Regions from separate parts of the Homo sapiens genome. Here region 1 is linked to region 2. The links are chromatin contacts, found by Hi-C or POLR2A ChIA-PET in ENCODE. All regions are on one chromosome and are shown on one strand. The core of a region is the stretch at or near the end of the contact, and the rest is flanking DNA. Distances in the headings are between cores, read along the strand shown. Region 1 overlaps KCNIP2 (potassium voltage-gated channel interacting protein 2). Region 2 overlaps FBXW4 (F-box and WD repeat domain containing 4).

Region 1 (6,057 bases), core at 2,102-4,601, 210 kb before region 2:
CTGGGCGATACCAGGAGGGGTCTGGAGATAGGGAAGGAGTGTCTAGAGTAGAGGAGGGAGGTTCTAGGGATCCTGAGATAACAACGGATTTCTGGGGGGTCCTTTTTGGAGTCAGGGGCCCACCACGGTGCCTGTGCATCCTCTCCACACCTCCATCTGTGCAGTGTAGCTTATGGGGTGTGTGGGCATAGTGTGTGAGAGACACAGGGTGTGACTTTGTGTTCCTGTATGTGAGAGAGTACAAAGTGTGTAACTGTGAGCCTGTGTATGGGACAGGGATATGACTGTATGTGTGAGAGTGACAGGGCATGTGGCTTTGTGAGAAGGTGGATGTGGCCAGGCCTGAGTGGCACAGTATGTGGCTGAGCCTCTGGGTATCAGGTTGTGCATGTGGCTGTTTCCAGAATTTCCTGAGGATATACCAGCTCCATACCCAAGGCTTGGGAGGAGGTGGGTTCTGGAGGGAAGAGTGTGAACATTGTGAAGGAGACATTTATAGCCCAGCTATGATTGGGGATGAGGAGTGGATCAGATCAGGGACCCTGCTTCCCAAGTCCCCTTGCCTCTCCAAGCTCCTATCAGGATCCAAGTGCAGAGTGATCTCCAGGGCCTAGACATTGGGAGTGGAAAATCAACTCCCCTCCCCAGCCCACCCCAAAGTCAGTAGGGAGAGTAATATTGGGGTGGAGTGGGGAGCACTTCTGCCTCCCCCTTGGGAGTTTTGACCTCTCCCTCCTCTTCACGGCTAGAACTGTGTAACTCCGTAGCATGGCTGTTCCCCAGTACCACCAGGGACAGGAAGACAGACTAGAACCATGATGGAGGACTGCAGGGTAGATACCTGGAAGAACTGGAAAAATATGAAGGAAACTGGGAACAAGAGGAAGGTGCATGAATTGCCTGCTCTAGGGTTCAGTAAGAGCAGAAAACTCCTAGCTCACCCTCCATCCTCTGCTGCATTTATTGGGGTGGAGTGGGGAACAGGGAGTTGGACCTAGATAAACTGGGACAGCTGGGCTGAGCTTGTTCTCATTCAATCTGGAAAAGGTGAAGTTGATTGAGCTCTAACTTGCCATTCCTTTTAGATGGGAAAGGGGGAAGAGAGGGCATCTGGAAATCCCAGGAGTCTTGGGCTGAAGGCAGCCATTCTGTTCTCACCTTTAGAGGAGACAGAGGCTTAGAAGCAGGTAGGGGGCTGGGGTGGGGGGCAGGAGAGCCACCCCCGAGTCGGGCAACTACACCATTGGAGGCCCCAGGCGCAATCCAGCTTTGGGAAACTAGAGTCCAGGCTAATGGAGCCCTGGGCCAGAGGCCAGGAATGCCATCGATCCCCCTGCCTGGCCCACTGCCTCCCTCCCACCTCTCCATGGCTCCTGGGGTGGGAGGGAGGTAAGGATGTGTTGAAGGAGAGGAGGTGGTTACTCACCCAGTCACCTCCTGAGAACAGGGCCTGATCTGGAGGGTGAAGCCTGGATTGGGAGGGTGGGGTATATGGAGGGGGAGTAACCTTTAACTAAAGGAAGTTGGACCCCTCCAGGAATGGACTGAGGCCAACTTTAGTCACTGTGTCAGATCCAGTGGGATCTGATCCAGGAATCTGGATGCAGTGCAGCTGGGAGACACAGACACACACACACACACACACACACACACACACACACACACACACAGTAACACTGAGGGTCCTCTGGGGGTGCAATTAGAGCTGTAGAGCATGTGCAGAAATAAGGGAGAAGAGGGGAAGGGGAGCCATGATCAGTGGGCCATGGATAGCCCCACAATACACCAGAATACTCGCCTCCAAGATCTCTTATTGCCACAAAGTTTACTATTATTTCACCCTCAAAGAGCAAGCCATACTGGAAGAGACTGTGAAGGGGCCACAGTTTAGGGTAGATGAGTTAGCTGATGAGGAACCCTGCCCTTTGGCAGAAAGATTCTGGGCACCTTGGAATGAGGAGGGGTTACAGGAAAGAAAAGTGGGTGTACCCAGGAAAAATGAAGCCTCTGTGGGTGAGGTATTGAGGTACAGCCTTAGATATCTGGGTGCCATGGGGACCCAGGTCACAGTATGATATGGATATGTGTCATGACAACCTTGATATGTCTCATAATGTTATAAGGTCACAATGTCATAGTGTTCTTTGTAGACTCACATGTCATGATGTCCCAGAGGCATTGTGTGTTCTTGTGTGGTTTGATCATGCTGTGTGTGAGATGGCCTATATGGGTCTCCATGTGTATGCATCCTGTTTTACTTAGGTCACATTTGTATATGTTTGTGTTAAGGAGTTAGCAGGTCATTGTGTGTGTGTGTGTGAGCATGCATATTACGCCATCAGGTGTGAGTTACTGGATATCAAGCTGTCACTGGCACCCATCACTGTGATGTATTGTTCTACATGTCACTATACACGCCTGTCACTGTAGGTGTGTGTATGAGAGAGGTGTTCTTACCCAGGCAATCCTTGGGTTGGACATCATCCTGAGAGGTCCAGCCATGGCACTTGAGCCAAGGGTACTAGGTCAGCAAAGACACTGAGGCCACTGCCACCTCATCCTTGCCGCCTCGCTGTCACCGGCCACGTCCCATTAAACCAAGTGCCTGAGCCTCACCTCTATGGACTCACTGGGCTCCCCTAACCCGATTCCAACCACCCTTGCCATTCCTTTCCTCCCCTTAATTCCTCCCCCAGCCCGGTCCCCAGATGGGGTTGATTTGTGACTGGCGGGGAGGGGACAGGGAACAGAGGGACAATGGGAGTTAATGTGCCTTCCTGGGGTCTTCTCTCTTCCCAGGCCACCCTCCAGGGCCCACTAAAAAAGCGCTGAAGCAGCGATTCCTCAAGCTGCTGCCGTGCTGCGGGCCCCAAGCCCTGCCCTCAGTCAGTGAAAGCAAGTGCCTCTCATGTGCTTCCGGGGGCGGGGCTCGATGTGTGCGTGCGTGTCTGTGCATGAGTGTGTGCGCGTGTGCCCCAGGCCTGCGAGTGTGCGCATGCTCCAGGCCTGCATGTGTGGGGGGGCGTGCCCCAGGCCTGCGTGTGTGGGGGTGGGGCCTGCCCCAGGCCTGTGCGTGTGTATGTGTGTGCATGTGCGCGCGAGCGTGCCCCAGGCCGGCGTGTGTGTGTGGGGGGGCGTGCCCTACCCCTGCATGTGTGTGGAGGGCGTGCCCCAGGCCCGCGCGCGTGTGTGTGTGTATGGGGAGGCGTGCCGCACGCCTGCGTGTGGGGGAGGGGCGTGCCCCAGGCCTGCGTGCGTGTGTGTGTGTGTGTGTGTGTGTGTGTGGGCGTGACCAGCGTGGCGAGGGCGGGTGCTGGCAAGGCTGGAGCATAAGGGGGCGTGGCTACTGTGTGCGTGTGCGGCTGAAGCCAGCGTGTGTGGGCGTGGTCAGTTGGGAGCGGGTGTGTGTCACCGCTCCCGCAAAACTGTGGGACCCGAGAGTGTGGGTGTGACCATTGTGACCAGGCTGAGGCCTGAGCCTGTGTAGCTGTGGCGGCCTGTGTAGACCAGGCGGCCGTGAGGGTCTGTATGTGGCTTAGCTGGGTTAGTGTCTTCAACTCCGTGCGGCCGCCCCCTTCCCCACCGTGTTTTGGACCCCTGATGTGTGTTGCCTATGCCCCGACAGGATGGTGACAGGTGTAGAGGATGGCGCCTGCCCTCCTCCAGACGCCAGGGTATTTGGGTTTTCTGTGCCAGCCTGGTCCCCTGCTGAGTGATCTCCAGTTGAGTGACCTCGCTTTGTCTCTAGGTCTCCATTTCCTCAGTTGGGCCTTGCCCACCTCATAGGATCATACTGCATTTTGCAAACCATAAAGGCCCGCTTTGTAGTTATTTGAGCATGCTGTTGTGTTGGACTTAGATGGGTCCCACACGGGGGTGGATTCGGAAAAGGACAGGCGTGAGTCCCGCAAGCTTGTGTGCATGGGGTCCGTTTCGTGTGTGTCTGTGCTGGTTGGGTGTGCCTTTGCACGGGCTGGGTTGTGAGGTTTGCTCTGAGTGTGAGGGGCCAGGTGTGTGTCTGCAGTTGGCCGGGTCTTCCGCTTTCTCGGTGACAGTTCGCTCCCTTCAGCATTAGCCGCCCCAGCCTCCCTCCGCCCCCACAGACCCCGCCTGCTGGACCCAGGTGACTTACGCTCCTGGTGGGGGCGGGGCGGGGCAGGGCGGCTTTGCCATCTTGGGGTGGGGGGCACTTGCCTGGGGGCTGGACGTTGGGGGCGGGGCAGGATTGAGATGGGGCCGGGGGTGGGGTCTGGATGGAGGTTGGCTGAGCTGGGCGGGGCATGGCTCAGGCATGGCTGGGATAGATGGGGCTGGGCGGGGCGAGGGGAGGGGCTGGGTGGGACGAGGGGAGGGTTTGGGCGGGGCAAGGCTGGGGCTGGGCGGATCTGAGTTGGTCCCCGAAGGCCCGGAGCTCTGACCCTCAGACGCCCCCTCTTGAACTGGCTTTTCCCACTCCTCCCTTTCTAAAACGAAGATGCGGCTGGGGGCCTTCCCCTCCAACGAGGGATCGAGGGCCGCGGGGCGAGCACTGAGTCGGATCCCTGGCTCTGGGGCCAGGCCAGGCCTTGGCCCGCTGATAGACCTCGAAGATGGCCATCATCTTTTCTCCTTACCTCAGTGTCCTTGGCTCGGGGCCCAGGGAACTGGCAGCCTGGTCTCCGGCATCGGATGGGACCGGGGGGCGGGGAGGGGGTGAATGGGGCAGTGATTTGAAGAGGGGTCGCGGAGGCTGGGCCTGAGGCGCGGCTGTCCTCACCGCTCCCGCAGACAGCGTGGACGATGAATTTGAATTGTCCACCGTGTGTCACCGGCCTGAGGGTCTGGAGCAGCTGCAGGAGCAAACCAAATTCACGCGCAAGGAGTTGCAGGTCCTGTACCGGGGCTTCAAGAACGTGAGTGCAAGGCGAGGCCAAACTCAGCGAGGGTGGGACAGGAGGACCCAAGCCGGTCCACAGCTTCCCAGAAAGCATGGCTTGGATGCTTGAGGTGTGGGCGGAAGGGAGGCAAGGCCCTGAGACTGAACTTCTAGCTGGAGGTTCTGGGGCGGGGCCAGAACGGAAGTGGCGCCTGTAGACTGTCAGTTTCGTTCCATGTTTTTTATTTGTGCACTGGGAAAGAAGTCTTCCCTCCCATCACATGAGCCACGTGGTGAGTCCTCTGGAGGCTTGAAGATTATCCCCCTCCCTGGGAGTCTTGGGCCATGGAGGGTGGGGGCGGTGAACGGAAGGGGATTTTGTCTCTGCCCTCAGCCTGGTGCCCTCTCCTTCCAGGAATGTCCCAGCGGAATTGTCAATGAGGAGAACTTCAAGCAGATTTACTCCCAGTTCTTTCCTCAAGGAGGTGAGGGGACAAGGCCCAAGGGGAAGCAGTTGTCCTTCTCTAGGCTGAGGGAGGGAGGGATTCTGGAGGAGCTGGGAATGCCAAGGTGATGGGGGGTATGGGGAGCTCCTTAGAGGGAGGAAGTCCTCTCCTGTGTGGAAGCCAACTTCTCCACACTCACCCTGCAGACTCCAGCACCTATGCCACTTTTCTCTTCAATGCCTTTGACACCAACCATGATGGCTCGGTCAGTTTTGAGGTGAGCTGGGCGAGGTGGGCCAGGGAAGCCTGTTTCCTGGAGTTCAGGGCCAGGATCTCCAGGCCAAACCCAGAGAAGGAGTTGGGTGAAGAGTACCCGAGGACACAGCTCCCTCCTGCCTCCTTCCCAGGACTTTGTGGCTGGTTTGTCCGTGATTCTTCGGGGAACTGTAGATGACAGGCTTAATTGGGCCTTCAACCTGTATGACCTTAACAAGGACGGCTGCATCACCAAGGAGGTGCAGGGCAACTGAAGGGCTGGGGGTCTGTGGCGGTGATGGGGGTGGCGTGCAGAGGGTGATGGGAGGGAAATATGACCCACATATGCCCACAAGCAAGGGATCAAGGGAGGCTGGAGGCTCTGAGGAAGGATCCTCTTCTCTCTTGGCCTAACAGGAAATGCTTGACATCATGAAGTCCATCTATGACATGATGGGCAAGTACACGTACCCTGCACTCCGGGAGGAGGCCCCAAGGGAA
Region 2 (5,292 bases), core at 1,716-4,215:
ACCCACTGGGCACCAGCGCTCCCATCAGGGGAGCCATCACCCACGTCTATGTGTGTCTCTCAGCTACTCACCCTCAGACAGCCAATGCTGCTTCTCACAGAACCTGGACCCCTTTCAGGGTCACCATTGTTCCCTCAGCCCCTCATTCCATCAAGACCACTAGAGACTGTTCTCCTTGCAGGCTGGGCTGGAACAGGGATGGAGGGGCAGTTGCTAGCTGGAGCACACAGGTCAGAAGGCAGCCACAGGCACACAGCCGTTGCCTAAATGGCAAGGAGCTTGGCTGTCCCCTTCCCCCTTCCTCTTCTTTTTTTTTTTTTTTGAGACAGAGTCTTGCTCTATTACCCAGGGTGGAGTACAGTGGTGCTATCTCGGCTCACTGCAAACTCCGCCTCCCGGGTTCACGCCATCCTCCTGCCTCAGCCTCCCGAGTAGCTGGGACTACAGGTGCCTGCCACCGCGCCTGGCTAATTTTTTGTATTTTTAGTAGAGACAGGGTTTACACCGTCTTAGCCAGGATGGTCTCGATCTCCTGACCTCGTGATCCACCTGCCTCGGCCTCCCAAAGTGCTGGGATTACAGGTGTGAGCCACTGCGCCTGGACTTTTTCTGCCTTTCTGTCTTCTGGAACTGGGTACCATGGGGTTAGGCCCAAGGACAGAGGATTACTATCTAAACGAGAAAGAGTCCTTCACCCAACCTCAAAGTGCCAGAATATTTCTGCTTCTGATGGTAGGTGGTCTTCAAGCCCATTCCCTAACTCCCAAGTGCCAGGAATTCCGGTATCTTCATCTTGATTGACCAACCACTGAAGTATCCCTAGCTAGGCCCTGTGATCCCATCAGGCCCTGAGGAACTATGCCAAAGCCATCCTGCCCGAGCCTGGAGTTTGGAGGAATCAAGGCTCATCTTGTGTTCTCTATGTTTGAGCAGGACCCTTCCTTGGCTAGGCCCCAGGGAAGGTGCCTTGTGTTGACTGTCTGGGGCCCAGCTCCTGGCAGCTGGAAGGCCCAAGTGGGTCTGACTGGCCTGACATCACAAATACCCCCTTCCTCCATGGGCTTCCTCTTGCTGTGGGTTTTTTTTTTCTGCCAAGGGGCATTTGAGATGGACCTAGCACTGGTGCCCTGAGCACAGGGCACAGCTGGGCCCCTGATAGCCTGTGGGCAGGTGGGCTTCAGGATGGAGAGCCCTTTAATCCCAGACCTGAAGGTGTCATAGTAGGTCCAGCCACAGTCACAGCCCTAAGCCCCACTGGGATTGTGGGGTGGGGAAAGGGGTGGGGAGGTGGTTGGTGACCTGGCTGCTCCTAGGGTATTGAGTCCTTGGCCAGGTCCTGTGCTGCCCTGTGTGTGTGGCAAGCCCTGCACACATCCCATTGATTCCCCTTCCCCTTTGGGCCAGGGTCATCCCTGGTCCCATGTTACACCTCCACTTCCACCTCAAAGCTCCCAAGTTCCCCTTTTCTCAACAAAGGCAGGGGCAGAATAGGCTTCTCACCCATCCTAACAGATGCCCTAGATTTTTCTCCTCTGAGCCTGTGCTCAAGCCAACCCCATGCCCAGAATACCCCCTCTGTGCCTAATGAAACCCTGCTCGCTCTTCAATATAAACAGCACCTCCACCACGAAGCTCTCCTTGATCCTGACCCCTGTGGCTGGAGTTGGTGGCCCTTTCCACTGAACACAGTGTTGGAACACTGATAAGGGCCACCTGGTCAGCCATGGCTGTGGCCTGGTAGAACTCTCCCTCTGAGCTGGGAACTGACCTTGGTATCCTGAACTGAGCACAGGATATGAGTGAGTATCAGGGCATCTAATGACATTTGGAATAAATGGTAAGGGACATTTGGCTGGAGCCCCTTCTGTCTGGAGAAGGAAGCCGTGTCCTGCACACAGGCTGGGCCACTCTGAGAGCACTGTTAGTGCCCATCCTGCCCAGGTGTGGCTTTGTCTGCCCTGGCCCTCTGCCCCCACCTTGTGCAGGGGCCTGGCCCACAGTCAGGGTGATTACGGGAACTGCCCCTCTTTAAAGTACCTCCCTTCTCCTTTGAAAGCATTACTGATAGCTTTTTTTCATTCTCTTTTTTCTTTACCTCTTTAAGGAACCCTGTAATTTCTTTCTTTCTTTCTCCCCCCTTAACTTTTTCTTTCTTGTCTCCTCTGTCCCCCTGAACTCTTTGAAATTGGCTCTCTGCCTGCTGACACCAAACTGATACTTTGCGTTTCACTTCTCCTTATCCCTTTATGGCAACAGATGTTGAAATTTTGTATCCTTTTATCTACGCGGCTGCCCCTTCCTGTAATTATGGCCCCCTTGTTAGCAGTACAAAGTGGGCTGCCTGGCCTTTGAGCCATTGTGTCTGAACACATGTGCGTGGGTGGGTGCTGGGGGTGTGTGCACACAGACACATGCATGTGAGAGGCTGTATGCTTGAGAAGGCCCTTCCTTCTCACCTGATGGGGCTGAGGCAAGTGAAGCTTCCATAGCTCCTCCATTGTTAATGTTTAGAACCTATCTGTCCCCTTGATTCTCTCACTACCTCCACCAGAGGGCAAGCCTCTGGGCATCTGTGAGGTGGAAAAGCCTGCAAAGAGCTGGAAAGGGCTGGAGGTGACCCTGGGTAACTCTTGGGGCAAGTCCTGAGGATGTTGAGGGGCCAGTGATGGAGTGGCTGCATTGTCTGTGAAGGTGGGGAGTGCCACCACCCTGAAGCATATAGATCTAAGATTTACTAGGTGCGTGACCCCTGCGCCTTCATTTTCTCATCTGTAAAATGGGGTTAAGAAACTTACCTCCAAAGCCTGTTGTGAGGATTAAATGGGCTGATACGAGTAAAACACTCAGCACGTTGCCTGGTACACAGTATGGACTCAGGATATGTGAGCTGTTGCTGCGGTGGCTACTCTGCCACCAGGTAACCTAAGCAGCCGTCTCATCTGGCTCCAGCAGACACAAAGAGAACAACAGGCCCTTCAGCTTACTTCCCTCTGTTCCCGTCATCCTGAAAGCTGCTACCAGACGGGATTTCCAGGAGCTCTGCCTTTATCATGGATTCAGGCTCTGCCTTTCCTTGCTATACGACATTGTCACTTTTTGTCTGTGACTCTTGGTTTCCTTATCTACAATCGGGGCCTGGACTAGGACAATCACTGTTTGTTCAAAAGCCTCATGGCTGTCTGCCACTCACGGAGTTTGTGCCAGGTGAGGGATGTGCACCCTAAGGCCCACTGTGGCCTGGAGGCCAGACCCTGCCAGCACACTCCCAAGCCTCCAACCAAACCAGATTGCCAGCTGCCGCCAAAACAGCCTGGTTGCCCTAGTGCTGCACCTTTGTTGTTGCTGCTCCTGCCACCTGGGCCATCTCCCTATCTTGTCATTGCCTATGACAGCCCTGTCTGTCAGTGAAGAATCAGTCAACACCCCCAGCCAGAAATGCTTGCTTTTCTTAGCTGCCCCCTTGTAGAACTTTCCGTTGTTCTCTGTGGTACCTACCAACTCACATTTTGATTTGTTAGTTGGATATATGTTGCAGACTTCTTTCTCTCCCTGGATTGAATACTCCTTGAAGGCAGGGACAAAGTCTTCTTGATCAAGTCACAGCTTACATCTCCCTGTAGTTTCCATTAAGCACAATGCTTTGTATACAGAAGATGCTCGACTGAAGGAAGGAGATAGAAGGGAGGAAAAACCTCCCATTCTCTTTGCAGCCATGTTGGGCCCAGCTTATACCTTCAAGCCATCTGTCCCCTAGGCAGCAGAGATGGAAGGTGGTCAACTCTTTTGTCACCCTTCCCTCCTCTCTCTCTCTCCAAAAGCCATTGTTGCATTTCAAGGTAGCACATGGCAGACAGGTGCACAGGTAGGCACAGACTCAAACAGATGCAGGAATGAGCATCTGGGTCTCCAGAGCATAGGTCTCTGGAGCATAGGGTCTCCAGAGAACAGCATCAGGAATTCAGTATGTTAAAAATGACTGAAAAATGGTGTGGGAGCCACGGACATGCTGAGCTGTGGGTTGGGAGGTGGAGGAGGTGGTGACTCAGGAGTGCTCTAGTACAGGCGGCTGTTGGGGAGGCTGGGAGAAGTGCAGCAGGGCACCAGGCTTCCTAGCTCTGCAGACTTGGTGGGCAGGGGTAGGGTGCCAGGGACTGCCCCCTGTGCCCAGTCCAGCTTAGCACTCAGGGCCTGTCCCTGGCGGGCTATCCAGGTTTTTAGGGCCAGCCCCTACCATCAGTTAGCTGCCCCCACAAAGATGGTGATGGGTGTCAGCATTTCATGTAAATGTCCCTCCTCTCTGACTGGCAGGAAGTTCTCTCCCTCCAGCTGCAGTAGAGTCACCTGGGCAGCAGGATGGTTTGGGCCAGGGGGCCCTGACCTCTCAGGGGTGTGGCCGCACTCTGCTTGCTTCTTCTTGTCCAGGTAGTGGGGTTCCCAGGAGCAGCCTGCACACGGTCAGAGCCAAGGAAACAGGTCTCCCCCAGGTTGCCCCTCCTCAGCCTGTGTCTCATTCATCAGGCTCACACAGATGGCCCCATCTGTCTTTATGTTTCCCTGGGTGGAGAGAGAATTGCTGGACTTGACTCGGCGGAGGCTAGGGTGTGGAGGCCCCCAGCCCTTAGTGGATCCTGGAGGCCTGGGCTTTGTCCACGGGAGTTGGAAGGGAATGGACTTTTTGTCTGGCCCTCTATAGTGACAGGCTGGCCCTTGCTCCCGTCTTGGCCTGGGGCTCTGAGCAGCAGCCCTGTTCCCACACAAGCTGTGCAACAGCCAAGGCTCTGCACCCCCCTCTCGCCCCCCACAGTGAGAGGCCGAGAAGCATTCTTAACATTCTTTCCAGAGAAAAGGGGTGAAATGTCTGAATTTGGGGGGTCACCACGTTATACAAATTGCAATCTAATCGTTTTTATAAGAACACACTTGCAGTAAGAAAAGAGCCCAGGAGGAGGGGATGAGGAGACAGACAGCTTGTTTTGTCCCCTTTTCCCCCAAAGTTTGGGGCTATTGTCGGGCCAATCTCTCCCTCTACCAGAGCAGTTGAGCTAGAGTTTTCTAGTTAAATAGGTCTTGGGGTGGGGGCCGAGAAGGGCCCACGGTGCCATTTCTGTTTGTTTTCCCAAATCAAAGCCCCAGCAGGGCTCCTGTGGCACTGCTGGGTTGCTATTAGAAGAGATGGGCCTTTTCCCAGAGCCTGGCGTGTCAGTTTATGCTCTGAACTTAACCTCACGGGCACCACACAACAGAGCCTTGAGGGTCCTGGGCCCAGGGGCAAAAGAAATTGTATCTTTTCAT

Evidence for each region. A loop is a pair of places that touch in the nucleus more often than their neighbours do. ChIA-PET counts read pairs that join two places held with the same protein, here RNA polymerase II (POLR2A). Pooled maps may share reads with other maps.
Region 1: a loop to region 2 is called in a pooled map, with 2.0 times the contacts of the local background. The contact joins two enhancer-like sites. A Hi-C loop is called at or near these places in 2 of 168 maps with a recorded cell type or tissue (CD4-positive, alpha-beta memory T cell and mammary epithelial cell) and 9 of 50 pooled maps. POLR2A ChIA-PET finds 5 or more read pairs at or near these places in 2 of 52 experiments (BJ and GM12878).

Annotation. Positions count from the first base shown.
Region 1 is chr10:101,827,910-101,833,966 of GRCh38, reverse strand. KCNIP2 (potassium voltage-gated channel interacting protein 2) reads left to right here. Exons shown (of 10, transcript NM_173191.3): 2 at 2,800-2,895; 3 at 4,070-4,123; 4 at 4,768-4,892; 5 at 5,271-5,340; 6 at 5,508-5,578; 7 at 5,709-5,816; 8 at 5,974-6,057. KCNIP2-AS1 (KCNIP2 antisense RNA 1) reads right to left here. Exons shown (of 3, transcript NR_045118.1): 2 at 6,028-6,057; 3 at 5,078-5,786. Among named protein-coding and RNA genes, the nearest start is that of KCNIP2-AS1, 12 kb to the right of the region's middle. RefSeq lists enhancers at 2,611-3,127, 5,182-6,057 and silencers at 3,263-3,342, 4,133-4,232, 4,353-4,402. Within about 2 kb of position 3,351, at least 35 of the 41 ENCODE cell types and tissues checked have a DNase peak (open chromatin) inside an H3K27ac peak, as active enhancers do; they include GM12878, where a contact is called at or near this core.
Region 2 is chr10:101,614,689-101,619,980 of GRCh38, reverse strand. The region is part of intron 6 of FBXW4 (F-box and WD repeat domain containing 4); the gene reads left to right. Among named protein-coding and RNA genes, the nearest start is that of MIR3158-2, 16 kb to the right of the region's middle. RefSeq lists enhancers at 40-541, 587-1,499. Within about 2 kb of position 2,965, at least 4 of the 41 ENCODE cell types and tissues checked have a DNase peak (open chromatin) inside an H3K27ac peak, as active enhancers do; they include GM12878, where a contact is called at or near this core.